Regions from separate parts of the Homo sapiens genome. Here region 1 is linked to region 2. A link is a contact called in ENCODE Hi-C or POLR2A ChIA-PET data. All regions are on one chromosome and are shown on one strand. Each heading gives the region's core, a stretch centred on a gene start or an enhancer-like site at or near the end of the contact. The rest is flanking DNA. Distances are from core to core; before and after follow the strand shown.

The links. Hi-C counts contacts between places; a loop is a spot of excess contacts on that map. ChIA-PET counts read pairs that join two places held with the same protein, here RNA polymerase II (POLR2A).
Region 1: a map of aorta shows a loop between it and region 2 (1.8-fold over the local background). The contact joins the enhancer-like site here to the promoter of DELEC1 in region 2. A Hi-C loop is called at or near these places in 2 of 168 maps with a recorded cell type or tissue (aorta and posterior vena cava). POLR2A ChIA-PET finds 5 or more read pairs at or near these places in 2 of 52 experiments (OCI-LY7 and activated T-cell).

Annotation. Positions count from the first base shown.
Region 1 is chr9:115,325,467-115,331,419 of GRCh38, reverse strand. The region is part of intron 4 of DELEC1 (deleted in esophageal cancer 1); the gene reads right to left. Among named protein-coding and RNA genes, the nearest start is that of DELEC1, 190 kb to the right of the region's middle. Within about 2 kb of position 3,004, at least 4 of the 41 ENCODE cell types and tissues checked have a DNase peak (open chromatin) inside an H3K27ac peak, as active enhancers do.
Region 2 is chr9:115,139,197-115,145,551 of GRCh38, reverse strand. It overlaps DELEC1 (deleted in esophageal cancer 1), which reads right to left and starts at 3,734. Exons shown (of 8, transcript NR_163556.2): 1 at 3,684-3,734.

The DNA.
Region 1 (5,953 bases), core at 1,755-4,254, 190 kb before region 2:
GCTGCCCAACTTTGTGATCTTGGATCAGGCAGTATCTGTTGGAGATAACACAAGGGCTAGATTTTCAAATTAGACCCACAAGAATAAAATATTTTACCAAGTATCAAACTTTACTAATAATGTCAAAGCTATAAGTAATCACAAGGTACAGGGAACATAGGGAAAAGCCCAGGACTGCCAATACTACTCCACAGCCCTTTTCTTACCACATTAGGACTTGGTCTGATTCGGATTTAACATATGGTTCTCCAAAAGATGTACACAAGTACATTACTTGCACGAAATGAAAGCCAGCTTTTTTAACCCTGAAGTAGTTCCATCTCCTGCCATAGTTACATAGCTTACTTGACACTTTTCAAGAAGCCATTACCCATGAATCCTTAGATTCCAGGTTTGTTTACCATATACAATTCTACTACGGGGGTAAGGTTCATGCTGCTAAAAGTCTCTCAAAGATAAAGACTGCCACTAACAAATATCATTAGTGGTTTTCCCCAGAGTCTTCACAGCATGTTTACAAGGAGATTTGATCAGCCAGATTTCTTCTCCAAGGGAATTCCCAGAGAAAGGAAGGAATGCACAGCAAGCCTGGATAAACCTTTTCTTCCCAATTCTTTAGGCTGCAGTTCCTTCATCTATGAAGTGAAAATCTTGCTCACTATATCTGAGGACCCAAAGTGTTCTAAATCTCATTAGACCTACAACAAGGGAAACCATTTTCTGCTGCTGCATATACTAGGCAGAAGCTAAGTAAACAGCATATAGCAGAAGAGACTCTCTACCATGGAAATTGTTAAACTCAACCCAAAAGGCACTTTCTTACTTAAAGGTTACTCAAACCGGGCACGGTGGTTCACACCTGTAATCCCAGCACTTTGGGAGGCCGAGGCGGGCAGATCACCTGAGGTCAGGAATTCGAGACAAGCCTGGCCGACATAGTGAAACCCTATTTGTACTAATGAAACAAAAATTAGCTGGGCATCATGGCGGGCACCTATAAGCCCACCTACTCAGGAGGCTGAGGCAGGAGAATCACTTGAACCCTGGAAGCAGAGGTTGCAGTGAGCCAAGATCATGCCATTGTACTCCATCCTGGGCGACAAGAGTGAAACTCCATCTGAAAACAAACAAACAAACAAACAAAAAAGTTACTCAGCAAGCAGGTTAATGAAAAGAGTATAAACTCTGGAATCAGAAGCCTGAGTACAAGCCTCAGCTCAAGAATTTAAAGACTGCAGGTCTTTGAGGAAGTTGCCCAAACTGACCAAGCTTCTGTTTCCTCACCTGTTAGAGGAGAATCATGATATTTATCTCCTGAGTTCTGGCAAGTTTTAAAGGAGATGATGCACGTCAATGCCAAGCTCCATGACTGGCATAAAATCATTGGTAGTGATGAAGTCATTTATCCATTTATGCCACTGTATGCAATGTCCACAGTGTACAAAAATTGAATAAAATGATGGAGTTAGGCATACCCTTGAGAGCAGCGCAGATGGAGTAGGAGTTAGGCATACCCTTGAGAGCAGCGCAGATAGACCATTAGCCACTCATGTCTCCCATTCCCACCATCTAGCGCCAACCCATTCAGACAACACAGCATTCAGAACAAACATCCTGAGCCACAGATCTGAACCACTCTGTTGCTTAAAACTGTGCAATAGCTCTCAATCTCCTTAAAGATAAATCCTAACCTCTTCATTCCATGTATAAGGCTCTGAGTGATCATTTTCCTTTCCCAACCACCATGATTAGTAAAGGTAGACTAAGCACTAGAATGAATAATCCCCAAATTTTATCAGCATAACACAATAAAAGTGTGTCCACTGAGAGAGGGGTGATTGCCTGGGGCAATAATTCAGAGACCTTGTTTTCTTTGGTCTTCTGGGTCCTTTGGGTTCTGAGTTCTCTTTGTCTGCCAGAATATGGGGAGAAAGGAAAAGGATCAGTTATTGAAGGGTTGATGAGCCAGACTTGGTAGATGGGCATATAATTTCCTGTCCTATTCTATCATCCAGAAATGAAATCAGAATACTGCTTCACCTAATTACAAAGGAGGCAAAAAAAATAGATACTGATTAGCATTCTATTACCTTTCAGTTGACACTAGAGCAATTCTAGGCTCCTTCTATTTATCTGCCACACCATTCTCGTCCACCTCTCTCTGTGTTTTTGCCCCTGCTGGTCTCGTTGTCAATCATGTTTTAGATAAACTTCTTCTATGCTGAAGTTCTTGTCCAAGGATGATCTTCTCTTCAAGTCTTCCTTTACAAAGCCCCTTCCTTACTCAGAGAAAGACCTAATTGCTCATTCCTCCTTAGTACATCTAGACTTTGTACTAAGCCCTCTTTAGTACTTCTAGACACTCTGTCACTCTGCTCTGATGATTTTGTTCATACACTTGTCTCCCCTCTAGAATTTAGGCTCCTTCTCTGCAATTAGCAGAGACCTGTGCTAATTGAATCACAGCTGTCCCTTCTCCTCCCCCTCTCCTCACCCCATACAGCACATACCCTGGTGCTGAGTGAGCTGCATGGTGGGGAACTGCAATAACATCCAATGTCCCCAGAGAAATAGAGCTGAGTATTAGGAGCTAAGTTTAAGACAAACCACCTGGTTTTGAAGCCCAATGCTGCTGCATAATCTTGATCAAGTTGTTTGTTCTGATTCTCAGAAAAAAGAATGTCTATAAAACCAGAAGATTATTAGCTTCCCATATCAGATGGTTGTGAAGAGTTTATTAATTAATGAATATAAAGCTCTCAACATGGTACTTGCTACACACAAGGAACGCTAAATAAAATTCTACCTATCGCTATTATCATATCCTTCTGACCTATTTTGTGGATGGAAACAGAAAGGCTCTCCCCTGACTTTGAGAAGCCTTAAATTAGGACAGAGAAACTTGCCCTGTGGATATGTGGTCCCCAGAGAGTGACTCAGGCAGACTGAGGCCTTTGTGAGCTCCCATGGCCCTGGAAGCATTCCTTGAGTGAGGTCTGGCAAGGACAGGGAGAAGCTGACAACTTAAATGATTTAGTCTGCTCAGCAAAGTAAACGTGGCTCCAGGAAGTTAGAAGTAACTCAGAATGGAAGCTCCAAATGCCACTGGGTGGAGGAAATTTTTTTTTTTTTTCCAAACTCAATTTGTTTTCACTTAAACTGCTCCATTTCATCAACATGGCTCTTTGGAACATTGGCTAAATTCCCTAAAAATGTCTCTCTTTTTAAACGTTTTCCTCCCTCCTTCCTAGTTCCTCAAATGCAATAAAATTAAATACTTGGAACCCAAGAGAAAGCCCCCCAAAACATCAGATCAGCATAGGTGTCCATCAGGTATGTGTTTGCAAATTGATGGCAAAGTTGGGGCTATAGGTGTGGATGTAAAGTTGCTGTGAACAGCACAGTGACCACAGTTAAATCATTCCCTGAAATGGCCCTGCAGTTGATAAATTGCCTTCTCTTCACAAAGACCCTTTTATCCAGGTCAGTCCTGTGTGAGGCTTTCCATGCCTCCCCATTTAAGCCTCAGGAGGAAGGAAATAGACCTTCATCTATAGAGGAACAGAAGGTTTCTCAATCAAGAATCCAGGTTGCAACCCATTCTGCACTTACACATCTGGGAGATAGACACCCACTCCATTGCCGCACCAACATGACCGAGACAGGGGCCCAAAGCCAGAACATGCTGAGGGAGTTTCTTTCTTTATTGCCTGGAATGTCTTTTAAAATATAACAATAAACAAGAGAATCCTGCTTGTACTAGCTCATGAAAAGTTTTGACATAACCTAACCCTTTCAGTCCATAACCAACTCATACCAGACCAGCTCTGATTCTTTTTGAGTATGAACCATCCCAGTTTTAAAGCCATAGTTTTCTCTTCTGCAGAGGAAATCTATGTCAACAGTAAAAGACTACAGAAAGGATATCTTCCATTTGTTTTTCTGCTTCTTCACCTTTTCTTTTGTTTTTGTAAGAACTTGGCAGAGCTGATAAATTAAGCAGATTTTTCCATACAAGGGACACAAGGATTCATTGTAAACTACACGCAGGAGTTAACAGGACTATAGTAGCCTAGTTTAGGAAGATAATTTCACTTAATTTCATCACTGAATTGTTGAGCATTTACTATCTATGGATATAAAAAAAAGTGCAAAAGAATAAGAAAATAGTAACACCACCATTTTGTAGGTATTTTCCAACAACTGGCACTCTGTTGTAACTGTTACACAATCCTTCAAGATCTCCTTGTTCAGAGAAAATATAAGCTCCTAGAAGTTAGATACTTTGCTCAAGGACCTACAGATAGGACCAGGCAAAGCTATCAATCAATCCAGTTTCGGCTTATCAGATCCTAAAGCCCGTTCACACCTATAACTATGAATCTCCTCACCTTACTGTTATTTTTTTTTTGAAAAGACAGTATGATCTGCCTCTTGGGGCTGTTAGAAAGATTAGATGAAATATATTTTATGTGCCTATTATGTGATTGTATATGAAATTCCACCAGTGTAAAGTCTAAAACCTCAGCCATTTGGAGAAGTTCAAAGCAAGAGGGTGAGTGGATGAATCAAGGAGAGGAGCAGACCCTTCTCTGACTTCTCCACCCATCAATATCATCCTACCCTAAACTAGGCACGTAACATGGTTACTCGCTAACATAACACAGAAGGGCTAGTGATAGGTCTTAATTCTCAGACCTCTGGGAAATGACTACTACACAGCTGCTTCTAGTAAATGTTGGTTTATATTTTATCTAGGGTCTCGCTGACCTTTGAGATCTCAGCAAAATTAGCTTCTTATCCTCCCCAACTGTGCAGCCTGTAGACATCTTCTCCAGTACTTTGGCAAATTTTCAGAAAACCCAGCACCTCTTGTCTCTCAATATTTGTTTCTAGATGGGTATCTCTGTTTTAGTCTAGAAGACTTAGCTGGAGAAAAAATTCAACTATTGCTTTGAATTTCTAAAAACTCCACTCACATTTGCAAGAAGAGTGAACTTCACACAATAATGGGGAGAGGAGCTTCAGGGGGAAAAAAAAATCTCTATAGCCACCAACAAAACAACTATCAAAGAGCAGAACAGAACCCGTTTAGAAATCTCCTCCAGACATCTCACTATCAAGATGCTTTACAAACCCTTTATATTGCCCGGTCTCAGTCTCTATTTTGCAGACTTCTTTTCCTCCCTTCTTTTTTCTCATTACTCATCTCTTACCTATTCAAATTCAGGATCAAAAATGATAAACCATGTTCTTATCCCATCAGATGCTGAGACTCGCATCCATGATAGTCTGGCATCTATCAGCATCCATGTCTTGAAGATCTCACTTCAAAAAGATTTATGAAGCTCCACCCCTTTCCATTCTAATGGGGCATGCTAAGATCACTAGATAAATAATAGCAAAGTTGTCTATAGCTCTTAAGCTGCACCAGGCACCGTTTTAAGTACTTTGTATTTATGAATTAATTTAATCCTCACAACAACTCCATGAAGTTATTATTATATCCCCATTTCACAGATGGGAACTGAGGTGCAGAGAGGTTAAACAACTTACTCAAGGTCACATAGATAGTGGCAGACCTGTGATTCAATCCCAAGCAGTCTGATTCATAATTCATACTATTAAGTTCTATATAATCATTTGGCAGAAAAATGAACAGTCAGACATTTCTCCCTCCCAACTCACGACAACATTGAATGAATGCATTTATTTACAAAATAAATGAATGAGTAGAATTTGAAGCAAATCTTTGGGGTTTTGAAAAACATACAAAACGTAAACAACAAAAAGTAGGCCACAGACTATTAGGGATTAAAAAAAATAGGAAGATTTAAATGGGTAATTTCAGGACAGAGGGAGGCCCCGGGGCAGGCAATTGTCAACTGCGTTGAATAGGCTCCAGGCAGTTATATGCAGAGGTTAAGTCAGGTTTAGGGAAATAACTGTGTTT
Region 2 (6,355 bases), core at 2,485-4,984:
TATTATGTTCTTTGTGCCCAGCACAATTACCAACACAGGGTAAATACTTAATTAGTATTTTTCAAATGATGGCATGAATGAACAAACAATAAATATAGAGTAAAATGCTTGAGAGGAACTCCTTTATTTAAGGTGGTGTTTTTATTTCAGAGGGATGATTTTATTCACAAATATTGTGGGGACAAACTCTTTGGGGTTGATTTTGTCCGAAACAATCTATAGGGCTTTTTACATAAAGAATTTCCCCATGATTTTCAGTTACATGGATCCAGACTGGGGACACATGTTTGGTATTTTATAAATGGGAGGAAAAAAAAAAGAAAAATTCCAGAGAAGCATCAAGCTGAGCCCAAGTGATAAGAGAAATACCTAAAGAAGGAACAACATTGAAAGAAATTTTTTGAAAATATTCAAAGTATATAAATCATTCTGAAACCATGGTGTCCTGGTAAGAAACACAGAATAGAAAAAAAAATTATTTTCTTCTGTGCTAATATTTCATCATAACTGGCAGCTCAAAACCCTTGAGAGCCTGGAGTTTGAAGATCTTTGAGATGGGAGCTGGAAGGACTGATCTCAGAGCACTACCTTGGAGCCAGTTCTCGGGAAAACCACAGCACACTGTGTGGCTTTCTGGAACCCTTGTGGAGACCTCTCATTATAGTACAGTTTCAAGGAGGAGACAGGGCTCCCTCAGGGGGCTGACTGACAAGAGAAACAGTTAAAGGATAAAGTCATACTAGGCATGGCGCCAAAACCCAAGTAGTCCTTGGGGTCTATCAACCAGGCTGTCAGGAGCCTGCCACTCAGTCATTCCTGCAGCACCCTTCATGCCTATGACTTTACTTAGGCAACTGAGACCCCAGTCTCTGCCTAACACTATGTGACATGATGGGTAGCAAGAGATGTAAATCTGAATGCTGGTTCCGTCACTATGCGTGGCTTACCTTAGCTGAACTTCAAAATTCTTGTCTGGGAATTTAAAAAGAAAGAAGGGAAAAAAAGGAGAAAGGAAGGAAAGAAAGGAGAAAAGAAAAAAGAGGAGAGAGGGAGGGAGAAACAAAGAAAAAGAAAGAAAAGAAATAAGGGTAAGTGAAGGGAAAGGGGGAAGGGGGTAGAGGAAAGGGAAGGGAAGAGAAGGGGAGGGAAGGGGAGGAAAAGGAGAAGGGGAGGGGAGGGGAGAAGGGAGGGGAAAAGGGAAGGGAAAGGAGAAGGGGAGGGGAGTGGAGGGGAGAAGGGAAGGGAAGGGGAGAAGGGAAGGGGAGGGGAGGAGAGGAGAGGAGAGAGGAGAAGGTGGAAGGGAAGGGAAGGGAAGGGGGAAGGGAGAGGAAGGGAAGGGAAGGGAAGAGAAGAGAGGGGAAGGGTAGAAAAGGGAAGGGGAGGGGAGGGGAGGGAAGGGAAAGGGAGGGAAAGGGAGGGAAGGAGAGGGAAAGGGAGGGGAGGGGAGGGGAGGGTGAGAAGGAGAAAGAGGGAAGAGAAGAGAAGAGAAGGGGGACAGGAAGGGAAGAGAAGGGAAGGGGGAAGGGAAGGACAAAGGGAATGAAAGGGGAGGGAAAGAGGAAGGGAAGGGGAGAGAAGGGGGAAGGGAAGGGAAGGGCAAGACAATAAAAGAGGAAAGAAAGGAAATTATTATAATGATTAAGTGGAATCATAAATTTAAAGCATGGTTCCTAGCACACAGCATAACTTTGTTAAATATTAGTGCCCTTGCCTACATTCACTCATTGTCCGCATAAGGGTCTTTCAGAATCCCCTTGTTACTTAGCTCAAAATCGGTGCTACATGCATATAAATTCACCCTACTGCTTGTCCCCAGATGAATAAGATTTAATTAACACTTAACATTTTGGTACTTGCTCACTTTGGTGGGAGTATGGAGGAGTTTCTCTTCCTGTTGAACACACCATGCTCACCTGGAAATGTCCTTGATGACAACTTCCCTCATTGATTGCAAAATATTTTAATACTTTTGAGCTTAAGCTTAGATAAACTGGAATCCCAGTGTTCTAAAAGATAGGTTTGGGATCAGTCAGGTCTAAATGAAATCTCAGTTTTACCAATTACCAGTTGTGTGGTTCTGGAAGCATTACTTAATCTCTGAGACCCAATTTCGTTAGCTATAAATAAAGATAATATATATACCCCACAGAGTTAAAATATTAAATATCATCATGTACATTAAATTGTCCAACACAGGTGCTCATGAAATTCATTCATCCATTCAATAAATAGGTATCAAGCACCTCCAATGTATAAGGAGGTATTCTAGGAACTGATGATGCAGTTTTAAACTAAACAATATTTCTGCCTTCGTGGAGCCATTTCTTTCAGTTAAAAAAATGCTATGAAGCAAAAGAATGCAGAATAATAGGATGGACAGCAATAGTAATGGTGTTGCTAGAAATAAACACTAGATCCTTTTTCCCTGTGTTCACACAGTTCTCCTCTTTTTGAATCCCAAACTCTCCTGCCCACTGACCACAGGTCTCCAGGGAGGATGAATAAAGGGTTAGATTCTGTTGAATTGAGTCATCTGACATCATTTAAATAAAGTTGTGGACACCAATAGAAGAGTACATGGTCATCAACAGGACGGATAGAGTTGGGTGTCGCTTTGGAGACCCTTGGAGATGCACAGCTATGCTCGGTCTCCAGGCTTGTCATAGTTGAAACTACAGAGGCGATTCTTGGAGAAGGACATTTCCCCCCAAAGAGGCAGTCCTCAATAATGCCATCTTTGTTGCAGCAGAACATCGGCAACCTTGTTCTGAGCTGAGTCCAAGTTGAGGGGAAAGAGGGGAACAGCCAGCTGTGAAAAGATCAATTTGTTTCCAATCCATTCTTTCTTATGGTTAGAGAGGCTGGCTCCCCACACTGGCTGGGTCTGTCAGGGACAGATGCCAAGTAGGGCACAGACTGAAGAAACACCCCCTGTTCCCACTGAAGCAGGAGCATTCAGCCTCTGCTCTGAGTAAGCCTCAGAGTCTATGGCATTAGCCATCCCCTAGTTAGGTTGCTTTGGGGAGACACAAGTTGGGGCAGATGAGAGGGACGCCCCAAGTCTAATTCAAAACTACAATTATTCAAACCCTCCATTTATTTATGTTTGTAAATACCCAGTGTTGGCAGGTTGTGGGAAAGCAGGGGTTACCATATACCATAGCTGAGAGTGTAAATTGGTATAACCTCTTAAGAAAACCATTTGGCAGAATCTATGGAAATTGAAAGTGCATAGACCCTATGTTACAGACAGTCTACTTCTAGGAATTTATCCTTCAGATAAATTCTCAGAAGTGCACCCAGATGAATGCACAAGGAGGATGTTTATTACAGCATTGTTTGTCACAGAAAAAGTCCAGAATCAACTGAACATTATGTTGTAGAGTAAAAGAATGAGCCACACATAGAAAGAGGTCTGAGAGAAAAAGGAGGAAGGAATATTCAGTTTGGTATGCATGGTAAAAATCTATTTATTATACATAAAGTTAACCCCTGCATCAACATGTATGTTTTACATCCTGTTGGATCTCTGCTAATACCTCTGTCTGTTCCTACCCCTATCCCAAGATTCAATAATACAAGGCAAGAAGACTCCTGTACGGCCCTGTGGATGTGCAAGATGCTAAGAATGAGTGGATATTACAGATAGATGTAAAAGTAGGAACCTTGCCAGCCTCTATTACCTTTCCTCAGTAGATCTGTCTTCCTGGGCCAGGGTGAGGTAGAAACAATAGCTAGATGAGTAATCAGTGGCTTGTATGGCTTGGCATTTTTCCTGAGCTCCCTTTGGAGAGGGAACTAAGACCATACTCAGTATTTTCAGGTTTTCAGTCTCTTCATAATTGACGGCCCATTCCCTCCTCTTATCAAATTGCACAGAGATCAAATGTGAAGGAGCCTGAAAGAAAGGACAGCGTGTATTGCTCAATTAAGAATTTGCTCCCTTCCAGCTCTAAAACATCCCCAAATTTTCCAGTTGCAAATGTTACCAAATTTACAATGACCACCAAATGTTGAATAAAACATATGTAATTCTACCCATCCTGGCAATAATTCACTGTGGAGTTTTGGTCAAGCTTCCTGCTCTCAGTCAGCCTCAGTTTTCCCTGTGGTTCATGTGATAAGGACTATGTACCTAGGGGGGCAAGAGCAGATCACCTGTGCCCCTCTCTCCCTGCTTCCTCTGACAGGCATAGCTAATCAATCACAACATGCTTTCCTACAGATCTCAGATGATTCCTCTGACTACTTCTTGACACAGAATTGTAAGCAATCACAAATATTTAATCCAAATTGATGTAAAAGTCAACATTTAATTGTCCTCTCCATACTAGATGATATCTGAAGTTCATTCCAGATTTAACATTCTGTTTCCACAATTCAAGGATTCATTTGAACGCCAGCTCGTTCATGAAGTCAACCTAGATTGCTGAAGAACAAGTTAATTTTTCCTGTTTCTGACTTATGGAGACAGAGCTATATAAGTCGATATGAACTTGACTTCTGGTTTCTTTGCATTGTTATCTCATTGTCACCTGTATAACAATGCTGCCTCCATGGGGAAATTTAATTTAAGTATAGAAAGTACATCCCATATAATAATTTTCAGACTGTGATGCATAGTACCCCCAGAGTTACTCAAAGATTTTCCATGGGCTCTAGTTGGCAGAGATAAGGAAATTTTCAGATTCTCAGCTTTCATTTGCACTCTTTCTCAGGAATCTGAAGAGAGTCCCTTTTTCGTAAATGCTTTTCTCTCACTTTACAAATGGAATTCATACCTCTCACTCATCTCGAGTTGCTTTGGGGTATAAAAATTTCTGGGGGACCAAACAAAGGTACAACTCAAAATTCTTTCGAGAAAAAGTGTTGAGAAAGTGAATGACTAATGACCTTGCAGCAAATCATTCTGCAAGTCAGATGACTTTCAATGCTTTAGTTACAACAAAACTGAAGGGGAACCTAATTAAAATGTCACCTGAGAAAGTATTAAAAATCCTATTTGATGATTGATCTTTATGTGATTTTTGGCATACAACCTGGTAAGAAGTTATAACACTGCTATAAGAAAAGTTTTTCTTTTCCCATCTACTTATTTTTGTGAATAGGTTTCTCAGTGCTTACAACCAAAAAATGAAAAGTAAATAAAATTTATGAAATACCATCTCACGTTAGCAATAATGAATATTCCTCAGCAGACATATGGCCTAATTTTTTAAAAAGTTCACCTCATTCAGAGAAGCATTTCTAATAAAACCTTATGTTTCACATCACATTTAGCAAAATTTTAATAAGTGTATGGTAGATTGATCAGTTGTATACATCTAATAATTGTTATGATAATTTAATCCAGAAGAAATTGGGTTTTGTTAGCATCTTATATTTACAGAACATTAAAGAAATTTTAATATGAATTTATATACATGTTTTGTTTCAGAATAATATAACAACATGATCAGTGAAAGAATTTCCAGTATAAAAAAATATACTACATTAGGAAACATTTCTATAGAGCAAATGAAATGGAAATAAACATTTAAGGAAAACAAAAGAACTATGTAAGTTTTCAACTGTTAGGGAAGATTCTACTTGTATATTTTTAAATGGATGAATGGTGGTATCAAATTAAAGTGGAATTTCAATCCATTAAATCTATTTATAATAGTTAGTTTTATTTTAAATGACTATATATTCAATATACTTTACATTATATCCCTCACAACTATTTAAACTTTTATAATAAAAGCACTTGTCAACTTAAAAACGTTCATATTTTTCCAAGAATATTTTAGAGAGCATTAAAGCGAACTACTAAGGACTGTATTTTATCAGAGTGAATTCACTTCAATAATTATAATAGGGGAATCAAATGGTAGTTGTTTAAGAAAATCCAATGTACTGATGGACAAATCTGTATAAAGGACGTGAGAATGACACATTTTCTAAGTATAAATGTTACACGTCAAGTTTGGGCTGCAATTGGACTAAGTCTACACTTCCTTATTTATCCTCAGCCAGCCAATCCAGGTCTTATAGCCCTACCCTTTGACCTATGCTACCCTGTGTAACTGGTTCCCTAATTTGGATTAGAAAACTGAAAGATTTTCAAACTCTAGGTCTTTGTTGATAGATTTAAAAAAAAATCTCTTTAATTATAGTATATAATTCTAGTGCCTAGGAATCAATGCCTTATCTAGGAAACACAAGCCAAGCAATATGTAGCTGCATCATTTCTTAGGATATTCCTTCCTTTTTTGGTCAGTTCTGATGCTCTCTTTTCTGAGCAGATTGCTGAGCTGGGGTGAAGGCAAGGCAAAGCAAGAAGGTGGTGGGAGGAAAAAAGGTATGTCATCTA